Regions from separate parts of the Mus musculus genome. Here region 2 is linked to region 1. Evidence: chromatin loops called from intact Hi-C (ENCODE). Cell type or tissue: heart. All regions are shown on one strand. Links, peaks and the distances in the headings refer to the core of each region. The heading gives the core; the rest is flanking DNA.

Region 1 (2,905 bases), core at 288-2,787:
AGCAACACGGGCATTCAGCACCCGGCAAGGCTGAGCCAGGCTGACTGCACAGCCGTTAAACCCACGGCAGGAAAAGTGTTTAAACTTTAATTAATCAGTCAATAAGGAAAATTGAGCTCTGTAGCACCAGCGAAGCCTGCACCCCGCTCACTGCCCCACCCTGTTCCATGTACATACTCTACACACACACACATCCCACACACGGATAATTCAATGAAGATGCGTTTCCTATAGGAACAGCTTGTGTTTGGGATACCATTAAGAATTTAATCAACAAAATAATTGGACTTTTTCCTGGAATTTCATGCAAGTGAACACTGACAATCCAACCTCAGTGGTTGTGATGGCAAGTCTCATGTCAGACCGAAAGGGCACCTGAAAAATAAAAAGGCAAAAGATACCACCGTGTTACCCTGACTTCACAAGGCGGGTTGACCTCTGGCAGCATGTCCAGCCTGGCTTCAGAATAGCTTTCGTTTACCTTGCATGACAGGATGATTTAATTCAACAGATATTTCTGACTGCTTCTTAAAGGTAGAGCATCATACTGGATAGAACCTAGTACAGGCTAGGGAAGCCCTGTGTATGGCTAATCTGGGGTCTTAGCCTGTGCTTTCTTCAAGAAGACACAGTGAAGCATGATGATATAAAGTCAGACACAGCAAGTGGCGGTGGCAGTTGGCATTCTGCTGCTACGGCAGAGCACCTGGGATAATCAGATAAAAGGAAGAAACATTTGCCTTGGTGACTGATGGTTTCAGAGGTTTGAGCCCGCTGCCCCTTGGCCCTGTTGCCTTTGGGCCCACAGGGAAGTGGTAAGTCACATCGGGAGCATATGTTGTGGTAAAGCTGCTCACGTCGTGATGGCCAGGAAGCAAAGCCAGAGACAGGAAGAGGACACGGTACCAATATTCCCATCATTGGCATACCCGTGTGACTTAACTTTCTTCTAGTAAGCCCTACTTCTAAGATACCACCAGCTCCCAAAAGCACTAGAGGCCAGCAGTGAAGCCTTTAGCATGTGATATCTTTGAATAACAAGGACTTCGGGTGTGTGTGATAGGCTAGAAAATTCAATCCAGGCCAGAGAGAAATCAGAATGATCCATGCCTTGCAAGCATAGGTGTGACCCAGCCTACTCATCTCAAATAACGCTGCACCGATCTCCCGTCTCCCCCTCTTCTTCCTCCTCATCTCTCTTCCCCCTCCTCTTCTCCTTCATCTCCCTTACCCTCCTCCTCCCTTTTCTCTTCCTCTCTCTCCTCTTCTGTCGGGTGTTCAGTCTCTCACAGGGGCGAGGAGCCCCACGATATGTCACTCTCGGCTTTGTCACCTGAAGAAGACAGCTCAGATGCTCGAGACTGCTTCAATCATTGTCTACCCATCAATCTTGTCTCCACACCATCATTTGGGTGGCTCTGCTTTGAGCTTGCTCCAATTTGTCTGCATCTTCCTGGGACTGAGTGGTCAGAAAGCACAACTGGGTTCCCATTCGGGAAGCTGGCTTTGTCCACGAGACTCTCTGCAGGGCTGTGGCAGAGATCACAGCAGCAGTCAGTCAGGCTCCAGTTCCAAAGAAGCCATTTCTTGCTGGTCCAGAGCAGACCTGTTTGGTATTTTTAGCCTCTGATGGTCAGGCTGCGGTATTAGAAAGTATTCCAGAAAATCCCATAGCTGGCAATGTGCAGGTGTAATGGTAGATGAGTGTCCTCGTGTCCACCTTGTGCGACTGTTTCCTCCTTCAGGAGAGGCAGAATGGGGGAGGGACACCTGCCTGGACCACCTGCCTACACTGAGTGGCAGTCAGCCACCTGCAGCCTTTCGCGTGAGCACCCTCTGCTGGCTGGATGCACTGCTGGCTGGCACGCTGGGAGCCAAACCTATCTCTCACCCAAACCATTCTCTGACTCTAGCCAGGGGAGACATTGTTCCCATTTTAAAGACTAGGTTACTGAGGCTACATACGGCCACTGAGGGTTAGAGAATAGGAAGGGAGCAGCATTGCCCATAATAATACCCAAATGGACGCCCCCATCTGGCTTTAGAGTTCCCAGGTCCTGGGGCCTGAAAGTTTAATGGCAGGAAAACAAGACCAAGTGTGCAGAGCCAGGGTTGTATCAGGAGTGGGGACAGTGGTTGGCCCCCAACACTGCTTGGATGGGAAGCGGTGGCTTTCAGCTCTGCCATGCCACAGCACACTTCTCGGGCCACAGGCCCCCTGCTCACTTGTACAGGAAGCTCTGATTCATGTCCCTCAGGTAAGGCTCACAGAATCTTGTGGGATTAGTACTGTCTTCCTCCTTACCCCTGCAGGCCAACAGTGGTAGTAGCAGTTGCTGCCATTGCAGTAATAAACTTTAAAGTCTGAGGCTGAAGGAAGTTACAGTATAAATTCACACTGAAAAGGAGGCAGGCTTGAATGCTGGTTGTCTCCAGCAGACCACCATCTTCCCTCAGGATCAGGGAGATACCGTTCCTTCCCTTTATGGGAAAATAAAGAGGGAAAAGGCTCATGTGCACGCGGCCCTGTGAGGATGGCTCCCTTCAGGTCCTCTCATGATGCAGAGCGGCCTTTTGTTCTGTATATACTGTGCTTTCTAGATACTGTGTCTATAGGTTCAGGGCCTCTGAGATGTGCATAGGGCTCGTGCTTTGTGTAGCTCTCAAGCCAGTGTGTGTGTGTGTGTGTGTGTGTGTGTGTGTGTGTGTGTGTGTATAGGTGGATGGGTGGGTATGTGTGTGTGTATGTGTGTGTCTGAGTATGTGTATCTGTGTGTGTTTCTATGTGTGTGTGTATGTGTCTAACTATGTGTAGCTGTGTGTGTGTGTGTCTATGTATGTGTCTTCTGTGTGTGTATATCTGTATCTGTGTCTGTGTGTGTGTGTGTATGTATCTGAGTATGTG
Region 2 (2,905 bases), core at 97-2,596, 220 kb before region 1:
GAAGAAGAAGAAGAAGAAGAAGAAGAAGAAGAAGAAGAAGAAGAAGGTGGTCTCTGGGCAGAAGATCTCAGACTGTAAGGAGCAAGTGGTTTGCATGAGATACTGGAGTCCAAGTGCTCAATGTATCAACTCCAGAACAAGGCCCATATGCAGCAAGGTTCCTGTCTAGAAAATCCGAGGTGATCCGTCTCCAAGCAGGGAAAATCTGGGCTCTAGAGGAGACTGGGCAATGTCTGTGAAACGTTCTGTCATCAGAGCAGAGGGAGGGGCCTGGTGTCTAGATGCCTGGATGCTGCCAAGCAAGCACCTTGCATTGTACTGGACCACACTCATCTCCAGTAAGCAGTGTGTGGCCCAAACTGTAAACAGATCTAAGGATGCAAAACCTGCTTCAGAGCACCAAGGTGAGCACACCCTCAAAAAGGCCTCTGTGGGCTTGGAGGGCTACGAACCAGGAGCTTCTACTGTTACACCAAGGGCCACCCTCGCAAGAGTCTCCTTGTCACCCAACTTCCTCCTTCTCCAAGGTTAGAACCTATCTGTGACTTGCCCCAGGCAGCCCCACTTGGTAAACATCCTTCCTTCTTCATACTCCAGATTCATGACAGTCTGTGTCTCAGGCCTATCAGCCCAGCTACTCAGGAGCCTGAGACCAGAAGATCCCAAGTTTGAAGACCTATCTAAGAATGAGTTCAAGGTCAGCCTGAATAACTTAGCAAGACCTCTGTCTCAACATTTAAGAAAAAAATGAAGAGGATCAGAAACATAGTTTAGTGATAGACTGCCTGCCCAGCATGTATGATGCCTTGCCTACCCAGCATGTATGATGCCTTGCCTACCCAGCATGCATTATGCCTTGCCTACCCAGCATGCATTGTGCCTTGCCTGTCCAGCATGTATGATGTCTTGCCTGCCCAGTATGTACGGTGCCCTGAGTTCAATGCCCAGTATCAGGTTCATTAGGCTCCTAGCTCTACCTCCTTCCGCTGCCTTCCCACTTGTCATTGACTTTCTACCCAACTGGAAGGAAGGAAAGCGTCTTCAGGACAGGGTCATCCTGTTCACACGTGCTGAAAGGTACCTACCTCCCCGTGTGCAGTGGTACCCAGGGAGACCGGGTTCAGCTACAATAGACTCTCCAGAATGGACTCCTCTTTCAGCCCCAAAACAACACTCAGTTTTAACCAATCCGGGCCACTCTGAAGTTGTACTCCCAGCATGCCCTGCTTCCTCTTCATTTATTGCACTATTGGGGGTGGAGCTCTATGTTTTCTGTTTGGCACCATTGGGAGATAGAATACGATAAACGAGGGCACAACTCCCTAAGAACTTATACTCTAGTGAGATCTGAGGCAATTACCCAAAGAGCGAGCTGTGCACAGCATCCACCTTCCTTGATGAGCCCAGCGGAGAAAGCAAATAGAGAAAGGTGGACATCAAATTTTCAGCAAGGTAGACCTCTGGGAAGTGACTGAACACCACCAGGGGGCAAGTTGTTTCAGATGTTGTTCCTCTCACCCTTGATAACAGCCACAATCTGGACTTCCCCACTCTCTGTCACTGTGGTGACTGTATAACAGGTGCACCATAGGTGCTCAATAAATATCAGCATTGGAAGGAAACACAATGAAGGTTATGTAATTAGTCTGCCCAGGAAGCAGAAGTTTAAAAAAAAATCCCAATACTCCAAGAAGGTGGAAGTTAAAGCAATGTGAACTTACATAGTGAGAGGAGGTTATTTGCTGGAGAACAGGTTGAGACTGGATATAGTCCCATCCCCCTAATCTGTCTCCCAAGCAAACCTAGATTGTCCCCTTCTAATCTCCAACTCTAACTGTCTCCAACTCTGCCAGAGCCCCGCCCCCTTCCTTCCCACTCCCCCTTTTCTTCCTCTTGGAGGGGCATCTAGACAGGCGGACACTCCACTGCCCCAGTGAGGAGGAGGTGGGTGCCTCCAGGGCTGCAGCCAAGCCGGCTGGGTCCTCTTTCTCCAGCTCCTCTCCCAGGCGGGACACTGTCCCTTTAATAGACTCCCTCTGCCTGGCGCTCTGCGGCTGGGGAGTAAATTTCTCCCTGTCATCAGGTCGCAGGGAGAAGAGGAGGAGTTTGTTAATGTTCAGTTTGTTCAGCCGGGATCGATGTTTGCTGGCATCGCCTCGCCCTGTCTTGTGTGTGTGTGAGTGTGTGTGTGTGTGTGTGTGTGTGTGTGTGTGTGTGTGTGTGTGTGTGTAAGAGAGAGCATATGTGGGGAGTGTGAGTGTAAGTGTGTGTGTGTGTGTGTGTGTGTGTGTAAGCGAGAGTGCTTGTGTGTGAGAGCGAGCGTGCGTGTGCGTATGTGTGGTGTGTGTGTGTGTGTGTGTGTGTGTGTGTGTGTGTGTGTGTGTGTGTGTGTGAGTGAATTCCAGATTTTCTGTCTTTCCCAAACCCGCTCCTGTCCTCTCGCATATCACTCACAGACGGGGATCTGACAGCAACAACAAACCTACAGTGAGTGATCTCTCCCCAGCGCGAATCCGCCATCAAGATCAGGGAAGAGGAGGAGGAGGAAGAAGAGGAAGAGGAGGAGGAAGAGGAGGAGGAGGAGGAGGAGAAGGAGGAGAAGGAGAAGGAGGAGAAGGAGGAGGTGGTAAAGGAAGAGGAGGTGGAGGAAGAGGAGGAAGAAGAGGAGGAGGGAAAGAGAAGGAAGAAGAAAAAGAAGAAATCCACTGTCTTCCCGGGATTGTTTCCCCCCTTATCTTTAAGCGCGAGTGTGCGCGTGGCGCGTGTGCGCCCCTCATCCCTGCCATCTGAACCCCGTCTTGGATGTTTAATAAAGAAATCAAGTGTCTCACCAGTCACCAAAAAAACAGCAAAAAGCAAAACCAAAAAAAGAAAAAAATCCAAAAGCAAAACAAAAAGAGAGGGG

The links. Peaks named below come from ENCODE experiments on the same cell type or tissue, not always from the same donor. Only the 100,000 strongest peaks of a DNase experiment are listed, where the experiment ranks them.
Region 2: a loop joins it to region 1, with 2.5 times the contacts of the local background. A loop is called at or near these places in 5 of 42 quality-filtered maps.

Annotation. Positions count from the first base shown.
Region 1 is chr2:169,847,459-169,850,363 of GRCm38, forward strand. The region is part of intron 1 of Tshz2 (teashirt zinc finger family member 2); the gene reads left to right. Among named protein-coding and RNA genes, the nearest start is that of AY702102, 110 kb to the right of the region's middle. In heart, for the core only: a CTCF peak has its summit at 1,837 (motif pointing left); no DNase peak of the experiment used is centred there; H3K27me3 peaks cover 404 bases.
Region 2 is chr2:169,630,590-169,633,494 of GRCm38, forward strand. It overlaps Tshz2 (teashirt zinc finger family member 2), which reads left to right and starts at 1,920. Exons shown (of 2, transcript NM_080455.3): 1 at 1,920-2,905. In heart, for the core only: a CTCF peak has its summit at 1,475 (motif pointing right); DNase peaks (open chromatin) are centred at 1,992 and 2,452; H3K4me3 peaks cover 941 bases; H3K27ac peaks cover 1,162 bases.